Regions from separate parts of the Homo sapiens genome. Here all the other regions are linked to region 1. Evidence: read pairs that join two places in POLR2A ChIA-PET (ENCODE). Cell type or tissue: HepG2. All regions are shown on one strand. Links, peaks and the distances in the headings refer to the core of each region. The heading gives the core; the rest is flanking DNA. Region 1 overlaps ABCC11 (ATP binding cassette subfamily C member 11). Region 2 has its middle 25 kb from the start of SIAH1. Region 3 overlaps ABCC11 (ATP binding cassette subfamily C member 11).

Region 1 (7,789 bases), core at 1,600-6,599:
GAAAAAAATCAAGAGTAGCTGGGTGGGGTGGCTCATGCTTGTAATCCCAGTGCTTTGGGAGGCCAAGACAGGAGGATGGAGGCCAGGAGTTCATGACAAGCCTGGGCAACATAGGGAGACCCCCATTTCTGTGAAAAATTTAAAAATTAGCTGGGCGTAGTGGTATGTGCCTATAGTCCCAGCTAGCTACTCAGGAGGCTGAGGTGGGAGGATCATTTGAACCCAGGAGGTGTCAGTGAGCTATGATTGTGCCACTGTACTCTAGCCTGGGTGACAAAGCAAGACCCTGAGTCAAAAAAAAAAAAAAAAGAGAGAGAGAGAGAGCAAAAAGAGAAAAGAAAAAAAATTCAAGGGTAAATAAGTATGGGAAGAAATTGTTTGACGTAATTTATGACCGTGGAGAATATTCTGCCAACTCAGTTTCCTGGTGTGCTGATGCTAAGAGATCTACTTACATAAATAAGTCCTGAAACCATGTCATCGCCTATGTCGATGCCACGATTCACGAGGCCACCAGAAGAGTTGGGCACCCAGTATGTCCTCTTCCTAGTCATTTTCAGTTCCTGCCAATTCTTCGTTTCCCAGAATCAGAGAATATGAAAAGACAGCAGGAGTTAGAAGAAGCTTAGATCTCGCCTTGAGCAGCCAGAAGAGGGGGCACTACCCTGCAGGGAGCATATTGGGGCCATGCAGAGGTTTGGGTGCCTGCTCTTTCCTCTCCTTAGCCTGTGCTTGATCCCTCTTTTTAAACATCTTCTCAGGCCTCAGGCCCAAATCACTTAGTGAAACCTTCTCTAACCACCCTCCCCAACCCACCCCCAACACCGCACCCTTGATCCTGGGCAATCTCCTTTGATGTATCAAACCCCTGCTCATAAAATCAGTCTTCTTGCTTTATCCCAGTCTTTAACTGTGTATTTGTTTGAATCATTATTTGTTCAGACTTCATTTATGCACTACACAGAGAGCCTCATGAGCACAGGGACATGTCTGCTTTCCTCGCTGTTGAATTTCCTGGGCCTGGAACGTGCTGGGAGGAGAGCAGGTGCTCAATAAATGAAGAATGAATGGACACATATGTGAATGAAAGAAACATCATTTTCCCTGCTTTCACTCTTGGTTTTCACAGACCCCAGAAGGAATCTGGGGACAAGTTAGGAGACTTAAATAATCAGGGTTCTTTTTTTAAAAAAAAAATATGACTTTCATATTTGTTTTTCTGAGTATGTGACTCACTCCCTGCTTGACTCAGAATATTCATGTGCCTGGGACAGGAGAGAAGGTAGTAATTAGGAATATTCTGAAGAGATGGAAAGAGAAAGTGTGCAGCAGAGCCAGGGCCATGAGGGTGCAGCCTGTGCCCCCCAGGGCCCCACACTCAGAAGGGCCCCAGGCTCAGTTGAATGCTTTTCTGTTGCCATCCTGAAATTCTTAATAAATTTGAACAAGAAGACCCACATTTTCATTTTCATTTTCATTTTGCACTGTTACCCACAAATTATGTAGTTGGTCCTGGTGTTCAGATATAGCTTTTACCATTCAAATACTGAGGCTGGGTATGATGGCATGCACCTGTAATTCTAGCACTTTGGGAGGCTGAGGCGGGAGGACTGCTTGAGCTCAGGAGTTTGAGACCAGCCTGGGCAACATGGCGAAACCCTGTCTCTACCAAAAATATAAAAAATTAGCTAGACGTAGTGGTGCACGCTTGTGGTCTCAGCTACTTAAGAGGCTGAGGCAGAAGTATAACTTGATCCTGGAAGGTGGAAGTTGCAATGAACTGAGATTGTGCCACTGTACTCCAGCCTGGGCAACAGAGCAAGACCCCATCTCAAAAAACAAAACAAAACAAACATTCAAATATTGGATTGTACTTCAAGCAAATAGACTGCAAGCTAACCCATTACTTTGTGAGAAGTTACTCTAGATTTCTTTGTCCCACTCCTTCCCATCCCACTTCCTTTTACCAAATCACAACCAGATCTGGTAGAGTCAGTTGCTGGAATTTTCCTACAGACCATATAAGATAGGCTTCCCAGCCAGGGCACCAGGCCATAGGCTTACTTGCCATGTAGTGGTAGAATGTGGACACTTCAGGGATGATAGAAAAGAGAAAAGAGAGAGAAGGAGGTGTATTAGATAAGAGAGAGTGACACACACTCTTTACAGCTCTGGGAGGAAGACTGGCTGCCATGAACCAGCCTAGAATATAGCTGCATTAAATTAAAACTGGCATGATTCCCTAGAATGAGGCCCTGTGGATGGGGCCACGGTATATTGCTGTATGATTTATTCACACACAAAGATCCCCAGTAAAGGGAATAGAGCAAGGGGTGGAGGCAGCAAATTTCAGAGTGCAAGTCTCATATCCTTGCAAAGGGCTGCCTCAGTGCTGTGCTCATAAACGTTTATATCTGTAACAAACCTGTGGTTGCAATTGGTGATTAAGTATAGTTCCAATGCTACTTGACATTTTGCTCTATGTTAACAAGTAAGAGGAAAGTGCAATACCAGAGATATATGTTGGTTGAATCTTCACTCATTTGCCAATGACCTGAGTAACTTTGCTGAATAGTTTTCAAATGCTGAAAGAATATTCCCTTATTTTATTTTACTACTCACAATGTAATGGCTACAGGCACCACACACTTGTACATTTAATCTGCATTATTAACATTTCCTACATTTCTTTCTTAAGACTAGACAATCAACAAAATGATAAATCCAGCCCTGATATGTAGCCTTTGCCTATTTCTGTGGTGTAAACACACCCATCATGGCCGATTTCGTGATGTGATACCAACATAACTCCACTGAATGCAGAGCTGGGAAGAGATGCGCAGCACGGCATCATCATATACTGTTTCTACCATAGAGATATAATAGATGTAAGTAACCTCAGAAGTATAAATAACAGCAAAAGGTAGCAAAATAAGTAGGAAATGATACATTTTGAGTATTATCTTTGTTTTTGATGTAATTTATTTAATTGTAAGTTTATATAATTTTTTTTTTATTAATGTTTGTGTTTAGCAGCTATGCTCTCAAAGTTCATGAAAATTTGACCGATGATTGTCATGAGGCAGTATGAACAGGTACTAGCCGACCACTGTGGCATCCATCTTGCGAGAGTGCTGCCTTTTCCTAAATCCTCGTCTTGCCGGGCACATCATTTTCCAATTCACTTCTAAGTGCTCTATGGGCTGTGGCTGGCTGTGCCTGGTGGTTAGCTTTCTTGGCTTCCCTGTGGTATAGATGGGAACAAGAAGTTGCTAAAAGTCTGGGTGAAGGGCTTCCCAGAAGTGTCATAGTGGACAACCCAGGTTGCAAACAGCTGAGAGTCATGGAGAGATCTTGGAGGGGGTTATGCTGCCAACAGAAGTGGGACAGGGGAGGCCTAGCAACTCAGAGAACATCCCCAGGTGAGTGAGCCAAAAAAGGATTACTGTGCAAGCCAAGATCCAGCTGGCTTGCAAAGACAGCAGGACAGGCAGTGAGCAAGTAGACAAAAGACCTCCCCTGGGAAAGCCTAGGAGCAGAGGTCACTGTGCCCAGGTTCCTGATTCTTTCTCTGCCAGGTGACAACTCCTAGACAGAGCCTTTAGTGAGAATTATTTGATAAAATGACTTAAATTATTGGCTCAAACAAGGTCTTAAAATGGTAAGCCAAAACATTTATTTTTCCCTCATTAACCAGCAAGTGGGGGATCATGAGGAAGACCAGATTTATAAAGACCAAGTAAAGAAATTAGATTTTCTCTCACCTTTCAGCTATAGTATGATTTGCCAACCTGGTTTATTCAAATACACCTGCAAAGAGAGGTAACGAAGGTTTCACAACTAGAGATGCAAAGAGATGCAAAGAGATGCAATGAGGGTTACTCATCACATTCTGAAATTACCATTTCTTTCCTTGTTGGCTTATTTGTTTTCTGCATACCTCATTAGAATGTAAGCTCTTTGAAACCAGGGACCTTGTCTGTCCTGTTCACAAATGTGTCTTTGGATCTAGAAGAGTGCCCAGCACATAGTGTGACTCTTTCCTATTCAAGATTCATCCAGGAAACTAACGACATGGAAAATGAAACCCAACGAAAATTAAGAAAATGCAAACATTGTAATAGTTATGTTTGCAGAACATCAGTCGCTCATCCCAAGCAAACGAGCTCGAGCTCAGCCACACATTAGCTTGGGCCTCCTTCCAGTTCCATGGGGCCCATCTCCACTTCCTGGACTGACCAGGGGAATTCCCTCCAGAACCTTCCTTGGCAGTCCCGGAAGCATTCCCTGGACTCCCAATTCTCTTTCCGGAAGAAAATGGAGCTGGAGTTTATTCACTCTAATTGGTGTAAGACCATCATTGTAGTCAGGATGGAAACCAGGACATGACTGGGAATAAAATAGAGAGGAAACAGCAGATGCTTCCAGCCCTGTGTTTTCCCAATCCCCAGAGGCAAAGGTCAGGATGACAAATTTGGTTTGGACGTGGGTTGTTTGCGTATGGTGAAACAGACTGTGAACAGGAGGGGAGCCACTGGAGCGGGGTAACCTGTATCATGGGCTTTCTGGAGGAGCTGATTTATTTCCATGTTCTTATGCAGCAGGGTCTAGTGTCCAAGATCAGAAGGTACATCAGTGGTTAAGGAAGTGTCCAGGGCAAGGAGCCAGAAGCACCTGCCAGCTGGGCCCTAAAGAAGTTTAAGTGATTAGATCTTACTCCTCCTGTACCTCGCCCTGTGCTATTTAACTTTCTCTGCTCTTAGGTTTATTTCCTTCTGTTAGTTTCAGTAGCTTCAGGAGGGCATCTTGTTGCCTGAAGAATCCCCACATCTCAGTACCTGGCCTTCTCCTCAATTTCAGAAGCTAGGATGATCCTCTCACCTTGATCTTTGCATTAGTCCTAATATCTGACAAGAATATTCTCCTCCCACCTCCTTGCAGAGCTGGTTCATTCTTGACATTCAGGACTCTACTCAAATGCCACCTCCTCAGAGTAACCTTCCCAGATCCCCTCTCTCCATACCACCTTCTGCATATTTTCCTAATCTACTTCCTTTACTCATCACATTCTGAAATTGCCATTTCTTTCCTTGTTGGCTTATTTGTTTTCTGCATACCTCATTGAATGTAAGCTCTTTGAAACCAGGGACCTTGTCTGTCATGTTCACAGATGTGTCCTTGGGTCTAGAAGAGTGCCCAGCACATAGTATATGCATAACAAATATTCAATGGATCAATGAATGAAGTACATGCAGAGTCTGTCAAAAAAGGAGCTAGGAAAGCCACACAGTCACGAAAGACTTCACATTTAAATTCTTGGTGTTCTCCAAAGTAGGCTGACACATCCCATCACAGAGATACAGTGACAGGATTGAAAGAGGGTTTTCATCAAGCAGGCAGGTTAAACTTGGGCCTATTCCCACACCACACCACATCTTCTATAGAGCAGCATTAATTTGTGTTTTAAAAACTAAATCCAGCCATTATTATGTGAACAGAACATTTATATAGTATTGTTTATTGTGGTTGTTGGGGCACATGTATGTATTAGGCCATTGATGCCTAGTGTTCCATTATGGGAATGCTAAGCATGTGAAAGTTATTTATATCCTACTGCTCAAGGTCATCACCGAGGTCTGATTGCAAAAATCCAAAAAAATTGCAACCTCCGGCATAAGTGGGTTAAAATTATTAAACATTAGTGTTTTAAAAATATACCATAAAGTTTGTAAGCTGGTTTTAGAAGTTCTTTGTTAAAACTCTGGAAGCCTGAATGAATGCAGCCCCTCCCCTCTTACCCTTGGAGAGACCCTTGATGAAAAGGTAAGCGCTTGGGAATCTGGGCCACATATGTTTTATCTCTGTACCACCCTCAGAATCTGTCACAAGGTAGGGCACATTGTACATATCCAGAGAAGTGAATGAGACCCTCATTATAGCCAGGATCTTCAGCTACTGGCTCAACCTCTCTCCAGGCCCTGGTGGCTTAGGCCCCAACCTAGGATAATCCTTCTCAACTGTTTTTCCTTAAATCTTCATGTCCAATCCATCAGCATATTCTCTTGAAGCTACAATCAAACATAGCTTGACAGCAACTGCTCCTAGTCTAAGTCATCACTTCTTGCCTGGACAACTGCAACCACCTCCTGACTGGCCTCCCTGCTTTTGATCTTAAATCCTTACGTTCCATTCTCCACATAGCAGTCAAAATTAACTTTTGAAAATATAAGCTAGATAATGTTATTCCTCAACTTGATCTCTCCCATGGCTTCCGTCAGGTTTAGAGTAAGACCCAAACTCCTTACCAGAGCCTACAGAGCCCTCTATAATCTGACTCTGCCCACCTTATTGCAACTGAAATCACTAGGTCCCAAGCTCAGACATTCCAGGAACAGGTTCCTCAAACACCCTAAATTCATTCTAGCCACAGGGTCTTTGCAAGTGCTGCTTTTTCTGCCTACAACAGTGCCCTTGGCCCCCACCCCCTAATCTTTGCATTGATTTATGCTTTCTCATACTGCAGGGCTCAGTTCAAATGTCGTCTTTTCAGAGACCTTCCCTGACCATCTAAAAGGCTTATTACTATCCAGAAATATTTTCCTTATTTCTTTCCTTGCTTATTGTTTGTTTTTCCCACTAGAATGTCAGCTTCATGAAAGCAGAAATCTTGTCTGTCTGATTCCCTGATGTATTCCCCATTACCTAGAATAGTGTCCAGCACATCATAGGTGTTCAAAAAATATTTTTAGTGAATGGTTATTGAAATGAATATTAAGCAATGTGAAAATGATGTTCAGTGAATGAATGAAAGAAGGTGGGATCCTGTCAGACAAAGAGCTTTAGGCAGGAGCTTCTAAGTTTCTATATTTGTGTCTCTCCCACAGCACCTAGTAACCTGATTTCTCTTTCCCTTATCTGTTGCACACATATAAACACACAGTTCTGTCTGCCCTACCTCATACTCAGATGTCTATGGGTCTGTTCCCCTGGCTGAGAGATGCTTGAGAGTAGGACCTTGTTTTGGGACCTGTCTACCCTTCTGCAATTAGCTCAGGGCCTGGCACTGAGAAGTCGCTTAACAAATAACTCTTGATATGAATGGACTTTCAACTCCTTCTGGAATTCTGAAAGCACTGCTGGACTTCACATTGGAGAAAATGTTCCACCTGCAACCTAAGGCCAAACCCAAGTCAAATCTCAACATGCAGAAATGGTCAAATCCAAAACAATTCAAGCAAAAAAAAACAAAAAAAAGATAATATTATCGGATTAGAATCCATAAAAACTAGGCCGGGCGCGGTGGCTCACGCCTGTAATCCCAGCACTTTGGGAGGCCAAGGCAGGTGGATCACAAGGTCAGGAGATCGAGACCATCCTGGCTAACACGGTGAAACCCCGTCTCTACTAAAAATACAAAAAATTAGCCAGGCTTGGTGGTGGGAACCTGTAGTCCCAGCTACTTGGGAGGCTGAGGCAGAAGAATGGCATGAACCTGGGAGGCAGAGCTTGCAGTGAGCCGAGATCTCGCCACTACACTCCAGCCTGGGCGACAGAGGAGACTCTGTCTAAAAAAAAAAAAAAAAAAAAAAAAACCATAAAAACTAAATATCTGTAAGACCATACTAACATTAAAAAGTAATTGAGTAAGTAAATAAATGGGGGAGATGGAACAGCTCTTTCTTATAGTAGAATTCTAAATAATAAATGTAAAATTACACCTACAACCACCTGATCTTCAACAAACTTGACAAAAACAAGCAATGGGGAAAGGATTCCCAATTTAATAAAT
Region 2 (7,789 bases), core at 1,146-6,145, 170 kb after region 1:
CTCTGCTCTCCAACCTTTTTTTTCTTTTTTCTCGCTATCTCGCCCAGGCTGGAGTGCAGTGGTGTGATCTCAACTCACTGTAACCTCTGCCTCCTGGGTTCAAGTGGTTCTCCTGCGTCAGCCTCCGGAGTTGCTGTGACTATAGGCATGAGCCATCACACCTGGCTAATTTTTGTATTTTTAGTAGAGATGGGGTTTCACCATGTTGGCCAGGCTGGTCTTGAACTCCTGACTTCAGGTGATCCACCTGCCTCGGCCTCCCAAAGTGCTGGGATTACAGGTGTCCAAGCAACGTTGTTCTCTGGGCCATGCTGTATTTTGACTGCAAACATGGGTTGAACCCTTGCTTTGGGCCAGATGCTGTGCTGAGCAACTCCCATGCTCCTGCAGTATCATTACCACCCTATGAGATAGTCACCATGGTCAGCCCCACTGCACAGAGAATAGAACAGATCCAGCGAGCTCAGAAGCTGCACAAGTCAGATGGATTCCTTAGGCTCAGGGAACTTCCATCTGGGAAGTAAAGGTCTTGCCATATGCACTCATAGTGGGTAGTACGTTTTGTACGCTCATCTAGACCGATATCCCCCCTAATCCATGGCTCTGGGCAGCATCATGGAGTTTCTCTTTCATAATCCTGAAAGAGCAACCTGGGGTGGGGGAATTTTGTTCCCACACAACACGCTTGTGTATTGTTATAATTTATTAAATAACTTGTTGTATGACTTTATAATAAAAAGTTATTTATTTACTTGAGACAGGGTCTTGGTCTGTTGCTAAGGCTGCAGTGCAGTGCTGTGATCTTAGCTCACTGTAGTCTCAAACTCCTGGACTCAAGCGATCTTCCCTCCTCAGCATCCCAAGTAACTAGGACAACAGGCATGCACCACCACACCCAGCTAATTTTTAAATTTTTTATACAGATGGGGGTCTCACTATGTTGCCCAGGCTGGTCTAGAACTCCTGGGCTCAAGCCATCCACCCACCTCAGTCCCCCAGAGTGCTGGGATTACAGGTGTCAGCACCACGCCTGGCCTATAATGAGAAGGTTTTATTTTTATTTTTATTTTATTTTTGAGACGGAGTCTTACTGTGTCACCAAGACTGGAGTGCAATGGCACCATCTCGGCTCACTGCAACCTCTGCCTCCCAGGTTCAAGTGATTCTCCTGCCTCAGCCTCCTCAGTAGCTGGGATTACAGGTATCTGCCATCATGCCCAGCTAATTTTTGTATTTTTGTAGAGACGGGGTTTCACCATGTTGGCCAGGCTGGTCTTAAACTCCTGACTTCAGGTGATCTGCCCGCCTCAGCCTCCCAAGTGCTGGGATTACAGGCATGAGTCACAGAGCCCAGCTGAGAAGATTTTTTAATACTAAAAATAAGATATAATTTATTATAAAGACAAAGATAAGTTCTCATATCAAATAAAAGGAGAGAAAATTTCAGGGCCAGGTAAACATTTCAGATATTAGTCCCTCCTCTTCCTCCTGTGTTACAAAAAAATAGTTTGTTTTGTGAGAGGGGGAAAATCAGTAATTGGACCAAATAAAAAGTTTTTACAAATTCATTCACCCATTAAAAAATATATTGTTTTGCTTCCTGTACTAAGTTCAGTGGAGAATAGAAAAATGCATGAGCTTTCATCCCTACCCTCAAGGAATCTACCATCTCACCAGGGAGGTGACTAGAACACGATCATTTGAATAAATGCAGAAGTAAGGCTAGGCACAGTGGCTCACCTCTGTAATCCCAGCAGTTTAGGAGGCTGAGGCTGGAGAATGGTTTGAGTTTAAGAGTTCAAGACCAGCCTGAGCAACATAGTGAGACCACTGTCTCTCCAAAAAAAAAAAAAAAAAAAAAAATTAGCTGGACTTGGTGGTGCACACCTAGAGTCCCAGCTACTTGGGAGGCTGAGGTGGGAGGATCATCTGAGCCCAGGAGGTTGAGGCTGCAGTGAGCTGTGATAACACCACTGTGAGATCCTGTCTCAAAAAAAAAAAGCATGCATGGAAAAATTGAGACTCGGTGTAGGGGCACATCAGAAAGAGAAGGCAGTGCTTCAGTTGGATGCAGGAGATGGGAGGAGAAAGGGAGTGTGGAGAGGGGAGGAGAGGGGGCATGCATGCTGGAGGGGCACAGGGAAATGGAGGCTGGATAAGGGGATTGTTTTGGGGAGGTAAATCTGGACACATCAACTGGAGTCAGATTGGGTCTTTTTTTTTGAGACAGAGTCTTGCTCTGTCACCCAGGCTGGAGAGCAATGGCACCATCTTGGCTCACTGCAACCTTGGCTTCCCAGGTTCAAACAATTCACCTGCCTCAGCCTCCTGAGTAGCTGGGATTACAGACATGTGCCACCATGCCTGGATAATTTTTTCATTTTTAGTACAGATGGGGTTTCACCATATTGACCAGGCTGGTCTCGAAGTCCTAGCCTAAGGTGATCCGCTCACCTCGGCCTTCCAAAGTGCTGGGATTACAGGCATGAGCCACCACGCCCGGCCCAGATTGGGTCTTTAATGCCTAAGAAATGTGGACTAAACTGATGGCTGCTGTGTGTTTGTGGGTTTGTGGAGTCATGGTGCTAAGCAGCTAAGGAAGGCCACACAAGGGAGACAACTGGAAGAATGCAGAAGTGTTGGATGGCTGCCAGTCCCACTGCAGGGAAAGGCAACTGTAGAGGAAGAAAGAGAACAGGGTGAGGGGAGGCTGGGTGCCTGTGAAATGACTCCACTTCACTCCTCCTTGGGAAGCCTGCTCTCCTTTCCCTGGTCGCGGAGAGGCAGCTGCAAGATGCGAGTATTTACTGGAGAGATGAACAGAAATGCTTTACCTGTCCTATAAAGCTATTTCAGGACATGGATTCAGCAAAGATACAGCTTCCATCTTTTCATTTTAGTGAATTTCAAAGTCATATTTCCTTCTACTTTACTGGACATATTGGAGTGACACAAATCTGAGATTCATAGAATTTTAAAATGTTAGAGCTGGAGAAACTTCTATGTTTATAGGATATCTCTACAAACCCTTATTTATTTTTTATTTTATTTTTTTGAGACAGAGTCTTACTCTGTCACCCAGGCTGGAGTGCAGTGGTGTGATCTTGGCTCACTGCAACCTCCACCTCCCGGGTTCAAGTGATTCTCCTGCCTCAGCCTCCTGAGTAGCTGAGACTTCAGGTGTGTGCCACCATGTCTGGCTAATTTTTGTATTTTTAGTAGAGATAGAGTTTCACCATGTTGGCCAGGCTGGTCTCAAACTCCTGACCTCAGGGATCTGCCCACCTTGGTCTCCCAAAGTGCTGAGATTATAGGCGTGAGCCACCAAGCCCAGCCTACAAACCTTATTTAACATCTGACTTTCAACATTTGAATTTGAAGTCCTTTAAAATTGGGTAATGTTTCTTATAATCCTAGGAGGGAAAAGTAAGAGCTTTCTTTTCTCTTTGTTTTCTTCCTCCTTTTAATAAAAACAAATAGACAAAACTGTTTGTTAGATGGAACTTAAGAGAACTTTGTCAAGAGAGAACTTCAAGACGACCTGGAATATCTTTTTTTTTTTTTTTTTTTAGACAGAATTTCCTTCTGTTGCCCAGGCTGGAGTACAGTGGCTTGATCTTAGCTCACTGCAATCTTCTCCTCCCGGGCTCAAGCGATCCTCCCACCTCAGCCTCCCAAGTAGCTGGGACTACAGACACGCTTCTGAGCTCAAGCCATCCAACCGCCTCGGCCTCCCTAAATGCTGGGATTATAGGCATGGGCCAACCATGCCTGGCCAGCCTGGAATATTCTACGTTGACCTCACACACCACCCTTCCCAAAGTGGACTCAAATGCTAGAATCTGCCCTTACTGCAAAGAGAGAGAGGGCTTATCAGTCACTTTCATGAGTCACCCAGGCTGCTGCACATACTAACTATCCAATATGCAGCAACAAATCAGAAGCAGGCCAAGGTTCATGGCATACACACTTGAGCAATCCTCAGAGAGAGGCTGCCAGAAGCCACATGCATTCTACCCCCTCAGCGTTCCTCTCATCCGCCCTTCCTCATCAGCGAGGTGGCTTCCTTGGGGTCTTTCAGAGCTCAAGCGTGGGTGACATCCAGGAAGTGGGCTCTGCCCTTGAGCTCCCAGTGCAGGCCAGGAGCCTCCCTTCTCTAGTCCTGCCCCTTCCTTGGCACTCACACAAGGATTTTGTGACCTCCCTCTGCACCTCCTGAACACTAATTACAGGTGTGTGTCTACACACATGACTACCTCAGAAGCTACAGGACAGCCTCTGTGCACAGAATTCCTTAGGTAAGGGCGAGGGCACAATTGCACAAGCCTTGCCTCGGCCAAGTTTTCCACTAAAAACAAATTGTTACTTGGCAGCCAAAGCAATTAGGCCCAGTTCAGGAAATTATCTACCCCCGAATAGAGCACCAAAACAGTCTGGGACCACCAGCCTTCCCCACCGTCTTCACATGTGGTTCAATAGAACTGAGCAATGCATGTATTTGTTCACAACAATTTATGCAAGAGTTGGATTCAGGAATAAGCAGCTCAAAAATGTATTTATGGCTAACAAAATTAGATGGTTAGAGAAAGATGGGTGGTAGATGTGATGTTCTCAGAGTTAGTTAATTAGCATTACTAGTTTTCGAGCCCTACACTCTTCTTTTTTTTTTTTTTTTTTTTTGAGACAGAAGTCTCCCTCTGCCACCCATGCTGGAGTGCAGTGGCACGATCTTGGCTCACTGCAACCTCTGCCTCCTGGGTTGAACCGATTCTTATGCCTCAGCTTACCAAGTAGCTGGGACTACAGGCATGCACCACTACACCTGGCTAATTTTTGTATTTTTAGTAGAGATGGGGTTTCACCATGTTAGCCAGGCTGGTCTTGAAATCCTGACTTCAAGTGACCCACCAGCCTCAGCCTCCCAAAGTGCTGGATTATAGGCATGCGCCACCACACCCGGCCTTCTTATTATTATTTATAAGAAACCCCACCTTTACTAAGAGTACAAAAATTAGCTGGGCATGGTAGTGCACACCTGTAATCCCAGCTACAGGGAGGTTGAACTCGGGAGGCAGAGGCTGCAGTGAGCCAAGATTGCACCACTGTACTCCAGCCTGGGCAACAGAGTGAGACTCTGTGTAAAAACAACAACAACAAAAATTCTGAGAGGTGAGGGGACAAAAAGGGAGATGAAAATCAGATCCCAGAAGTACAAGCACATGCAGATGTGGAAGCGTGACAGTGCCGATACGAATCCCTGTGGAGAGTGCCCGTGGATGCATATGGGGAATAATAAGAGGTGAGTTCAGGGACAGTCCTGCAGACCATGCTACAGAGCTCCTGTTTTATCTTATGGGTGGGGAGCCATTCAAGAGTGTAAGCAGACAAGCAGGTTTGTGTCTGGGCAAGAGCATTCTGGATGCTAAATCCACAAGGGGTTGGAGAGGGGCACCATCAGCGTCAGGGAGACCAGACAGCCTGTAGCAGTGACCAGGTGAGGGATGATCTGGGCTTTGGTTGTAGCTTGGGTGTAGACAGAAGAAGGTAACCTAGAGGTACATTGTGGGGATAAAATCCATAGGACTAGCTATGGATTGCATATAGGAGGTGAGCAAAAAGGAAAAATTAAAATACTTAAGTGGGCCAGGTGCAGTGGCTTACACCTGTAATCCTAGCACTTTGGGAGGCCGAGTTGGGTGGATTGCTTGAGGTCAGGAGTTTGAGACCAGCCTGGCCAACATGGCGAAACCCCATCTCTATTAAAAATACAAAAATTAGCTGGGCACGTTGGCGCATGCCTGTAACCCCACCTTTTTGGGAGGCTGAGGCAGGAGAACTACTTGAACCCAGAAGGCAGAAGTTGCAGTGAGCTGAGATCATGCCACTGCACTTCAGCCTGGGTGACAGAGCAAGGCTCCGTCTCAAAAACAAATCAAAAAACCAAAAAAACAAAAAAAAAAACACTGAAGTGTCTTGCTTGGGCACTAGGTAGATGCCATTTGTGATGATGGTGCAATGGACTGCATGTTTGCATCCACCCCCCAAAATTCCCAATATGATGGTAATAGGAGGTGGGGCCTTTGAGAGGTAATTAGGTCGTGAGGGTGGATCCCCCCACGAATGAGATTAGTGTCATAAAAGAGACTCCAGAGAGCTCCCTTCAGCCCTCTTCCCACCTTGTGAGGACACGATGAGAAGTCGGCAGTCTGCAACCTGGATGAAGGACTTCACCAGAATCCTACATGCTTGGACCCTGATCTCAGACTTCTAGCCCCCAGAACTGTGAGAAATATATTGCTGCTGTTTATAAGCCACCCAGTCTAAGGTACTTAGCCATAATAGCCCAAACTAAGACAGATATAAAGACTGGGGAGAAGGGTGGAGGGTGTGCTCAGGATGAATTAGGAAAAATCCATCGTTAAGCCTGGAATGCTTACAGGAAACTTAAAATATGCCTGGGGCAAGCCTAGAGAACAATTTAGGAACACTCATGCTTGCCCAGGACCAGACACTGTATTATCCACCTCAAAACTCTGTGTCCTGCGTTTTCCTTTTAGATAGAAAACAAAACCAAAACCCCCCAAAATCCTTTGTGGTTCCCTTTTGCCTAAGCATGGGTTTTAACCTGGATGTGCCCCTGAATCACATTTGAGCTCTCTGGATGCATATCACTTCTTATCTTTTTTTTTTTTTTATACAAGGTCTTGCTCTGTCACCCAGGCTGGAGTGCTGAGGCGCTATCATGGCCAGGCTAGAGTGCAGTGGCGCGATCTCCGCTCACTGCAACCTCCGCCTCCTGGGTTCAAGTGATTCTTCTGCCTCAGCCCCCCAGTAGCTGGGATTACAGCCATGCACCAGTATGTCCAGCTAATTTTTGCATTTTTAGTAGAGGCAGGGTTTTACCATGTTGGCCAGGCTGGTCTCAAACTCCTGCCTTCAAGTGGTCTGCCTGCTTCAGTCTCCCAAAGTGCTGGGATTACAGGCAAGAGCCACTGCACCCGGCCAATTAAAAAATTTTTGTTTCCTAGAGATGGGGTCCCTATGTTGCCCATGCTGGTCATTTAACTCCTGGGCTCCAGTAATCCTCCTTCCTCAGCCTCCAAAGTACTGGGATTATAGATGTGGGACACTGTGCCTGGCCACACCTTTTATCTAAAGGGCTGGGCCCTCTTCTACATGTAGGACACAGAATCGGCCCTGGGTAGGCTGGTTGCACCTGGCAGTTTTTCAAGTACTGTTTATATATTTAAAATTTTCTGTTTGCAAAAGCAATGTATACACATTGTAAAAATTCAAATCATGTGGAAATGTAAACACACACACACACTCCAAAAAACAAAGAACAACAAAACAGAAACCAGGAGTCCCTCCTAAACCCCACTCGCCTGCCCCCACACCTCCCATCAAGGTTTGTTCTTTTTTTTTTTTTTTTCAGTTGAGACAGTCTCACTCTGTTGCCCAAGCTGGAGTGCAGTGGCGTGATCTCAGCTCACTGCAACCTCTGCTTCCCAGGTTCAAGCAATTCTCCTGCCTCAGACTCCCCAGTAGCTGGGATTATAGGCATGCACCACCACGCCCAGCTAATTTTTGTATTTTTAGTAGAGACGGGGTTTTGTCATGTTGGCCAGGCTGGTCTCGAACCCCTGACCTCAGGTGATCTGCCTGCCTCGGATTCCCAAAGTGCTGGGATTACAGGCATGAGCCACCGCGCCCGGCCTAAGATTTGTTCTTAATGTGATGGTGTAATTGGCCAGATCTGGATCTGAAATTGATGCATCCTTTCCGAATC
Region 3 (7,789 bases), core at 1,856-6,855, 59 kb before region 1:
AAGAATCACTTAAACCCAGGAGGTGGAGGTTGCAGTGAGCTGAGATGGTGTCACTGCACTCTAGCCTGGGTGACAGAGTGAGACTCGGTCTCAGAACAAAACAAAACAAAACAAAACAAAACTTTTTCATTATCCCCAACAAAAACTCTATACCCATTAAACAGTCTCTTCTTCCCCCTCCCCACCAGCCCTTGGTAACTTCTATTCTACTTTCCATCGATATGGATTTGCCTATTCCAGCTACCTCATATAAGTGGACTCATGTAGTATGTGTCCTTCTGTCTGGCATCTTTCACTTCGTGTCCATCCATATTGTAGCATGTAACATTTCCCTTCTTTTTAGAGCTGCATAATATTCCATTGTATGTATATACCACATTTTGTTTTTCCATTCATCTGTTTATAGACGTATGACTTGTTTCCACCTTTTGATTACTGTGAGTAGGGCTGCTCTAAACACTAGTGTACACATATGGGTTGAAGTCTCTGCTTTCAACACTTTGGGATATATAACTAGAAGTGAAATTCCTGGATTACATGGTAATTCTATGTTTAACTTTTTTTTTTTTTTTTTTGAGACAGGGTCTCACTCTGTCTACGAGGCTGGAGTGCAGTGGTGCAAACACAGCTCACTACAGCGTTGACCTCTTGGGCTCAAGCAAGCCTCCCACCTCAGTCTCCTGAGTAGCTGGAATTGCAAGCACAGACCACCATGCCCAGCTAATTTTTGTTTACCTTTTTGAGGAATTGCCAAATTGTTTTCCATGGTCTCTGCACAATTTTACATCCCCACTGGCAATGCATGAGAGTTTCAATTTTTTCACATCCTTGTTAATAATACTTGCTATTTACCTTTTATTATTGTTATAGCCATTCTAGTAGGTGTGAAGTGGTAGCTCATTGTTGGGGGGCTGGACTTTCTGTTTCTTGCAGTGAAAAGAATCCTAACATCCAGGTAACTGACATGAGAGAGGGAATCTATCTGGACTTTACACCCAGCAAGCTTTACACTTGCATCTGGAACAGGCAGCACTATAGACACTTCCCTGCTATGCAGCCATGTAGCCCTGAGTGAAACCTGTCAACCTTGCTTTATCCTTCCCCAGTTGTGCCAGCCACGCATATCTTGTGTGTAGGGCTAATGTGTACTAAAGAAGAGGCAGGTCTTATTTGCATGACATTTGATATCTCCAAAGCACTTTCATAGATGGGTTATTTGACATTTTCTCCTCCATGAGATGGGTATACTCCTTTCTTATCAGTTTTAAATGGCTTGTTCAAGGTCACGCCACAAGCCAGTATGAGAGCCAGGCTGGCATCAAGACATTCAGAGAGATGCTTAAGGGTAGAGCCTTAAGTTCTAAGGTAGGATTTCAAGTCCACATTTCTTTCTACAGAAAGAGGTGGGGGGAAATATCACAAATTATGGGTTTAGAACACCTAGGGTTATATCTCATGTTCGCCATTTCTTTGTGTGTCTTTAAACAAGTCCCCTTCCTCTCTAAGTTCCGTGCCTTCATCTGTAAAATGGGGATAATGAAGGGGCCTCACAGTGTTGCTGGGAGAGTTAAATTAGGCAGTATACTAAAGCATTCAGTTGGCACATATAAATGCTCAATAAATGTTAGTTCATATTTTTACTACTCTTCATATCAACGCACAGGAGATTTGGCCACATTCTACTGTAACATAGAAATCTATCACTAAATGTCTTATCATTCCCCTAACACAACCATTTTTTTGTTGTTTTGTGTGGGGGCGGGGAAGGTTTTGAGACAGAGTTTCCTTCAGTCACCCAGGCTGGAGTGCAGTAGCACGATCTCGGCTCACTGCAACCTCCACCTCCCGGGCTCATGCGATTCACGTGCCTCAGCCTCCCGAGTAGCTGGGATTACAGACATGCACCACCACATCTGGCTAATTTTTGTATTTTTAGCAGAGACAGGGTTTTGTCATGTTGGCCAGGCTGGTCTCAAACTCCTGGCCTCAAGTGATCTCCCTGCCTTGGCCTCCCAAAGTGCTGGGATTACAGGCATGAACTACCATGCCCCACCTCATGACCCAGTCATTTTGAAACCCTGTGTCTGTGCACATATTGTTCCTTCTCCTTGAAAAGAGTTTGTCTCCTATTTCTGCCTGGCAAGCTCCTACTCAGCTTTCAAGACCCTGATCAAATGTCCCCTCCTCTGGGAAGCCTTTCTGGATTCACTCAGGCAGTGACTCATCCCAGTCGTAGCTCCCTTAGCATTTTGTACATATCTCTGATCTAACAATTACCCCTTCATACTGTGATTTATTGGGTCTTACCCCTGTACAAAACCATCTTCCCCACCCACACTGTGAGCTCCTGCTGGGGGAGCAGGGAAAATGTACATTCATTAAACTGGCTCCAGTCCCTAGCACAGTGTCCAGACCAGGCAGAAGCTCAGAAAAGGCAAGTTAAATGAGTGGGAGGATGAATGAAGGAATGAATGAATGAAGCTCTGGGGTTCAGTTTATCCTCCTGGCTCTAAGAATTCTCCTTAAATATCACAAAACATGGGGGGACCTAGCCTGCTTTTTAGTGCATCCATCTTCCTCAGTCCCCATGCCTTGATGTTTCCTCCCAGATAAAGTGCATTGTCAGTAGGAGCCTAATCTGGATAAAGCTTTGTCCCTGAGTTGACTTCTGAGGACACAGAAAGTGTAGTGAAGAGGCTGGAAGATCTGGTTCTGTCTGCTTCACTGACTGGGCTGCCTGGATTTTTCTCACATCACTCCTGTCCAGAATGTGTACCATTGAAGAAGCACTTCCTAAAAACGTCCCCAGGGGCTTTGCCCAGTGCACAGAGAGAATAAGCTACATCTGGACAAGAAAGAATATGGTAGCCTGAGTGCAAATGCTTAATGGTGTAGTGAAATCTGACCAATCCCATCAGGGTTTTGTTTCTGTTTTTTGTTTGTTTGCTTGTTTGTTTGTTTGTTTTTTAATAAGAGTCAGGGTCTTGTTGTGTTGCCCAGGTTGGAGCACAGTGGCTATTCACAGGCACAGTCATAGTGTACTACAGCCCTGAGCTCCTGGGCTCAAGTGATCCTCCTGCCTCAGCCTCCCAAATAGCTCGGACTACGGCTGTGCACCACCATGCCATCCAGTTTCTAAAAAATAAAAATATGTTTTGTTTTTGCGTATAACATTACGGTTTACAAAGTGCTCTTATATATATTGAGGCCTCATTTAATCCTCAACAGTACTTCAGTGAGGTAAGCCAGGTAGGCATGAGTGGCCCAGCAGGCCAAGGAGGCCTGGAAATCGGGGCATTGGTCACCAGCTCACTATAGGCAGCCCGGTGCTGGAATCCTGGTCCTGTGACCCACCTCCTGCAGGCTGCCTGCTGGCCCGGCACTCACCTGATGGTTCCTGAGAGCAGCACTGGATCTTGAGGGATCACTGAGAGCTTGGACCGCAAGTCCTCCAGGCCGATGCTGCAAATGTCCACGCCGTCAATGAGAATCCGGCCTGCCATGGGCTCCACCAGGCGGAAGAGAGCCATGCCCAAGGAGGACTTCCCTGTGGGGCAAGAAACAAGCGGGGCCTCAGTTTCCTGCATCTGCACTAGCGGAAGCACAGATCGCACCTGGCGATCACACCTGACCCGCTGCCCTCCGTGGCCCATTCTTCATCACTGTGAGCCCTGAAGGGGTAGGAGAGGGCTGGCGTCCCTGCTCCAGGTGATACCTAATGCCATGAGCAGCTTGTTACAGCCTAGATCAGAGGGCACACGTGGGGCCCCTGGATCAAAGCCAGCCCGCAGACATGTTTTGTTTCATATACACAATGTTAGGATTATTTTTTAATTCCTTGCCAGCATTTTTAAAAATCCTAGATATAAAAGTTCAAATTGCATGTTTCTCTTGAAATTTAGTAGAATTGGCAACACTGGACCCATATCCCCCCCAGGCAACAGCTCGGCTGGAGCTGAGCGCAGCCACTTGGTTGAGACACAGTGGCATTCTCCAGTCACCACCCGCCCTCCCCCGCCCCCATATATCACACCCACCCATGGCACCTGCCAGGCTCCAAAGCATTGGAGGTTTCAACCCTGTTCTCATAGTTAAGCTCTATAAGGGTAGAAGCTGTGTGTCTTCCTTACCTTTCGGTTCCCAGGCACATAGTAGGTGCTCAGTAAAAACCTACTGAATGAATATAGGCAGTAGGGTCAGAATCTACTGAGAGCTTTTCTCTGCCAGACCCCAGCCCTCTCAGGGTTTCCACCAATCGGCAGGTGGAAAATAGCAAGAGAAGAACACCCAAAAGAACATATGTGGAAGCTCTTCACCCTGCAGTGCAGGAGTGCTGAGGAGACAGACCAGGCAGGCCCTCATTATCCATGGGGCTGCCTGGAGGAGGCAGCTCTGGGGTGCCCAGGAGTGGGGGACTGGGGACAAGAACCAAGTCTTAACAGTAGTTTTTGAACAATGCAAAGAGGCAGAGGGAGGGGGACTTGGGCCAGATCTCCCAGAAGTGACAGGAGAGGAAGACAGGGAGAGAAACTGAGGAGGAGAAAGGAAACTGGGAGAGGAAAGAGGAGGAGACAGAGGCTGGTGAGAGCAGTCCAGGAAGGGGGTGGGGAGGGAGGAAAAGGGGAGTCTGGATTTAACTCCTAGCCTGCTCTTCATCCTGGCAGTGCCCTGCAATGCCCCTCCAAAAGTGCTCCTGCCCGGACCCTATACCCCTCAGCTTAAGCACTGGGCTCAGAACCCAGGTATCCAAGGCCCAGTACCACTAGCCCCATTATTCTGCATACCACCCTGTGGCAGCCACCACAGCCTGCAGCTGTCACATTTCCGTCTTTATTTGCTGGTCTATTTAACATCCGTCTCCTCCACTGGAATCCCATGATCACAGGGACCTTGGGTTTCGCTCACCAGTGTTTGTCTAGCACAGGGCCCAGCACAGCATGAGGACCTAATACATATTTGGGGGATGACTGAGCAAACACATGCCCCTAAATAGGTCTAGTGCCCAAAGGGCAAAGGAGGAGCTGGGGACGCTCGCCCAGGAAGCTCAGCTCACCAGAGCCCGTCCTTCCCACGATGCCCACCACTTCGTGGCCGCGGATGGTCAGGTTGATGCCGTGAAGCACGGTGGGTGTGTTGTCTCTGTATTTCATGTGATAATCCTGAAATATGATTTCCCCATGCTGTGGCCACCCCTGGGGACAACTTGTGCCTTCCATGTGTAAAGGAGCTTCCGAGACACACATCTTGTTTTTGAAGAAAGAAAAAGAAATCAATAGTTATCATCTATCTCGGCCCATCCCCTGCGGGCCTGCCAGCCTCCCGCTGTAGGGGGTGTGACCCACCCCAGCCTGCCTTGCGCCAAGGTCAAGCCCCCTGCTGTGTAATCAGAGGAACATCGCCCGTGCCCCCATCGCCTAAAACATACAAAATTTTCCCCAGAAGAGTGAGAAACCTGCATAGCTAATTCCCTTGTTATTAACATAGAGCAATGTTCCTGATTTACTGTGTGACTTTAAAGAAATAGAATCCAAGGTAATGACAGTAAAGGCAGCAGAGACTCCCCCCTTCGGGGGGGTTCATAGCTCAGAGCCCTTGTGCAGACTTAATCTCTCTCTATCCTCATCCTATGAGACAGGCCTTTTTGGAGGCATTTCCCAGGTGAGGAGATAGAGGATCCAACAACTTAAGATCAACAACTTACTTAACGTAAGTTCCACAACTTACTTAAGATCACACAGTTTCAGGTTGGAACTCAAACCCAGATCTGCCTAACGCCGAGCCCACTCTGCATCAAGTGCAGTTGTGTGTGTTGAGAGGAAAGAACGCTGGAGAAGAAGTTGGATCTGACCACCTGGCTGCAAGCCACAACTCCCCATGCTGGTGCCGTGTCACAGCAGCATCCCTGGGCAGGAAATCAGAGCCCTACAATTCATAAATTCCACTCATGCAAGGGGGCAGGAGACCTGGTTTGTAGAGGGCTCTGCCAGCCCCAGCCTGTGTGATCTTAAGCAAAAGTTCTGCCTGGCCCAACCTCGGTTTCCTTGTCTGAAAAATGTGGATAATCATTCAATCAACCTAATAAAATTGTTCCATGATCCCATGAGATAGTCTAGATAAAGGGCTTAGCACCATGCCTGGCCCACAGAAAGGTCTCAATCACAATAATAAAGAACATGATGGAGCCTCACTATGGGTCAGGCAGTGTGCTATGTGCTTTACATGTTATATCATTTCAACTTTGTGATAATCTGGCAAAGGGACGCTATTGTCTTTCTCATTTCAGAGATGGGGAAAAGAGAGTTTGAATAAGTTGCCCAGGTTATTCCAATGATTCAAATGGTAAAGCTTAGACTTGAACCCAGGAAATCTGGCTACAGAATCTGTGCTCTTAACCACCATGACATAAATGGAAGCAATAATAGGAACAAAGATTGTTGTCATCATTATTATTGCACTGGGCAAACCTCTCATTTCCAAGAGGAGAAGATGATCTCCTCTTCCCCCTAGGAATGCTGTGAGGGATGTGGTCAAAGTGAGCAGACAGGTATGGAAGAGCTTCAGCGAGATGGTCAACAAAAGTCTGGGGAAGACAGGGAGGAAAGGCCAGGAGCCTGGTGTTTCCTGGGATGGTCTCAGGGCTCTGAGGCCAGTGGGGCTTGTAGAGGTCACAGAAGTCATGCCCCAACTTGCATGGCTCCCCACACCAGACCCAGACCTGAACCCCACCTTCATGTACTGCAGTATCCTCTCTACAGCCGTGAACTGTGCCTCTGTCTCCAAGCCAATCCGGGCAGTGGCCTGGAAGCTGGACGCCAGCTAGAAGGAAGGAGAAGTATCGGGGGTCAAGAGGCTGCTGGGGTGTGCTCAGGCTCTTCAACGCTCCTGATAACCACTGATTGCCATTGCCCCTGAGTGACCCCTGAAACTAAGATAATTTTCCTAGCAAGAATGGAGCAGAGGCCCCTGGTGCCTCCTCAGCCCACTTCTGAGTTTAGCTGCAGCTGCGATGGGCAATTCTGGGGGAGAACCTCCCCAGACACTGTTCCACCTCGAGTGCCCTCTGTATGTCTTTCTGCTCAAGACCTCTGCCCACATCACAGCAACCACCTAGCCTGTGCATGAGGACATCCCAGAAACCCAGGAGACTTAAGGTTACTGAGAATGAACTTTGACTGATGGGGAACAAGAGCTAGCAGAGATAAATGCTCCCATCTCCCAGCCTTTGAGGGCATGGTCCTGGAAATACCCCATATGCTTCTCAGGAGATCCCAGGACAGTTGAGCCCTAGTGACATAGAACAGGGACCCCAGTGTCACACTCCCATGATGACTTCCTCCTTCCTCATCTCACTTTTCTGCTCCCTCAATCCTGGTTCCTGGGAGCACTTCCCAAATAAGCTGCCTGCACCCAAGTTCCTTTCTCAGGTCCTGCCTTCAGGGAAACCCAGGCTAGAGGAGTTAGGGACTCTTGGGAATTGGGGGCACCAAAGATAAGGAAACTGAGGCGCCAAAAGAAGAAATTACATCCACAGAAACGTCTAGAAGCTGGAGGCAGAGCTGGGCTTGGGGCCCCGGTCTATAACCTCCATTACCCTGGCCCAAGAAATGGGCAAACAGGACGTGCAGGGGGTGCTGGGTAACACATTAATCATACATTCATTCAACAAACTCTGGTGGATGGCTCTGTGCCAGGTGCTGGACCAGGCTCCATGTCCCAAAGTGCAGCAGATGTAGGCCTGCCCTCGAGGAGATCCCAGCTGGATGGAAAGGCAGACAAGGCAACAAAGAAT

What was found. Peaks named below come from ENCODE experiments on the same cell type or tissue, not always from the same donor. Only the 100,000 strongest peaks of a DNase experiment are listed, where the experiment ranks them.
Region 2: POLR2A ChIA-PET joins it to region 1 with 7 read pairs; 2 of 35 experiments call an interaction of 5 or more read pairs at or near these places.
Region 3: POLR2A ChIA-PET joins it to region 1 with 8 read pairs; 4 of 35 experiments call an interaction of 5 or more read pairs at or near these places.

What each region holds. Positions count from the first base shown.
Region 1 is chr16:48,231,368-48,239,156 of GRCh38, forward strand. It overlaps ABCC11 (ATP binding cassette subfamily C member 11), which reads right to left. Exons shown (of 30, transcript NM_001370497.1): 2 at 456-572. The coding sequence starts at 554. Among named protein-coding and RNA genes, the nearest start is that of LONP2, 9.0 kb to the right of the region's middle. In HepG2, for the core only: a CTCF peak has its summit at 4,534; DNase peaks (open chromatin) are centred at 4,444 and 5,134; H3K4me3 peaks cover 1,212 bases.
Region 2 is chr16:48,406,244-48,414,032 of GRCh38, forward strand. No RefSeq gene overlaps it. Among named protein-coding and RNA genes, the nearest start is that of SIAH1, 25 kb to the left of the region's middle. In HepG2, for the core only: no CTCF peak of the experiment used is centred there; a DNase peak (open chromatin) is centred at 3,898; H3K4me3 peaks cover 339 bases; H3K27me3 peaks cover 339 bases.
Region 3 is chr16:48,171,871-48,179,659 of GRCh38, forward strand. ABCC11 (ATP binding cassette subfamily C member 11) reads right to left here. Exons shown (of 30, transcript NM_001370497.1): 24 at 6,727-6,816; 25 at 5,054-5,243; 26 at 3,388-3,547. Among named protein-coding and RNA genes, the nearest start is that of ABCC12, 20 kb to the left of the region's middle. In HepG2, for the core only: no CTCF peak of the experiment used is centred there; a DNase peak (open chromatin) is centred at 4,891.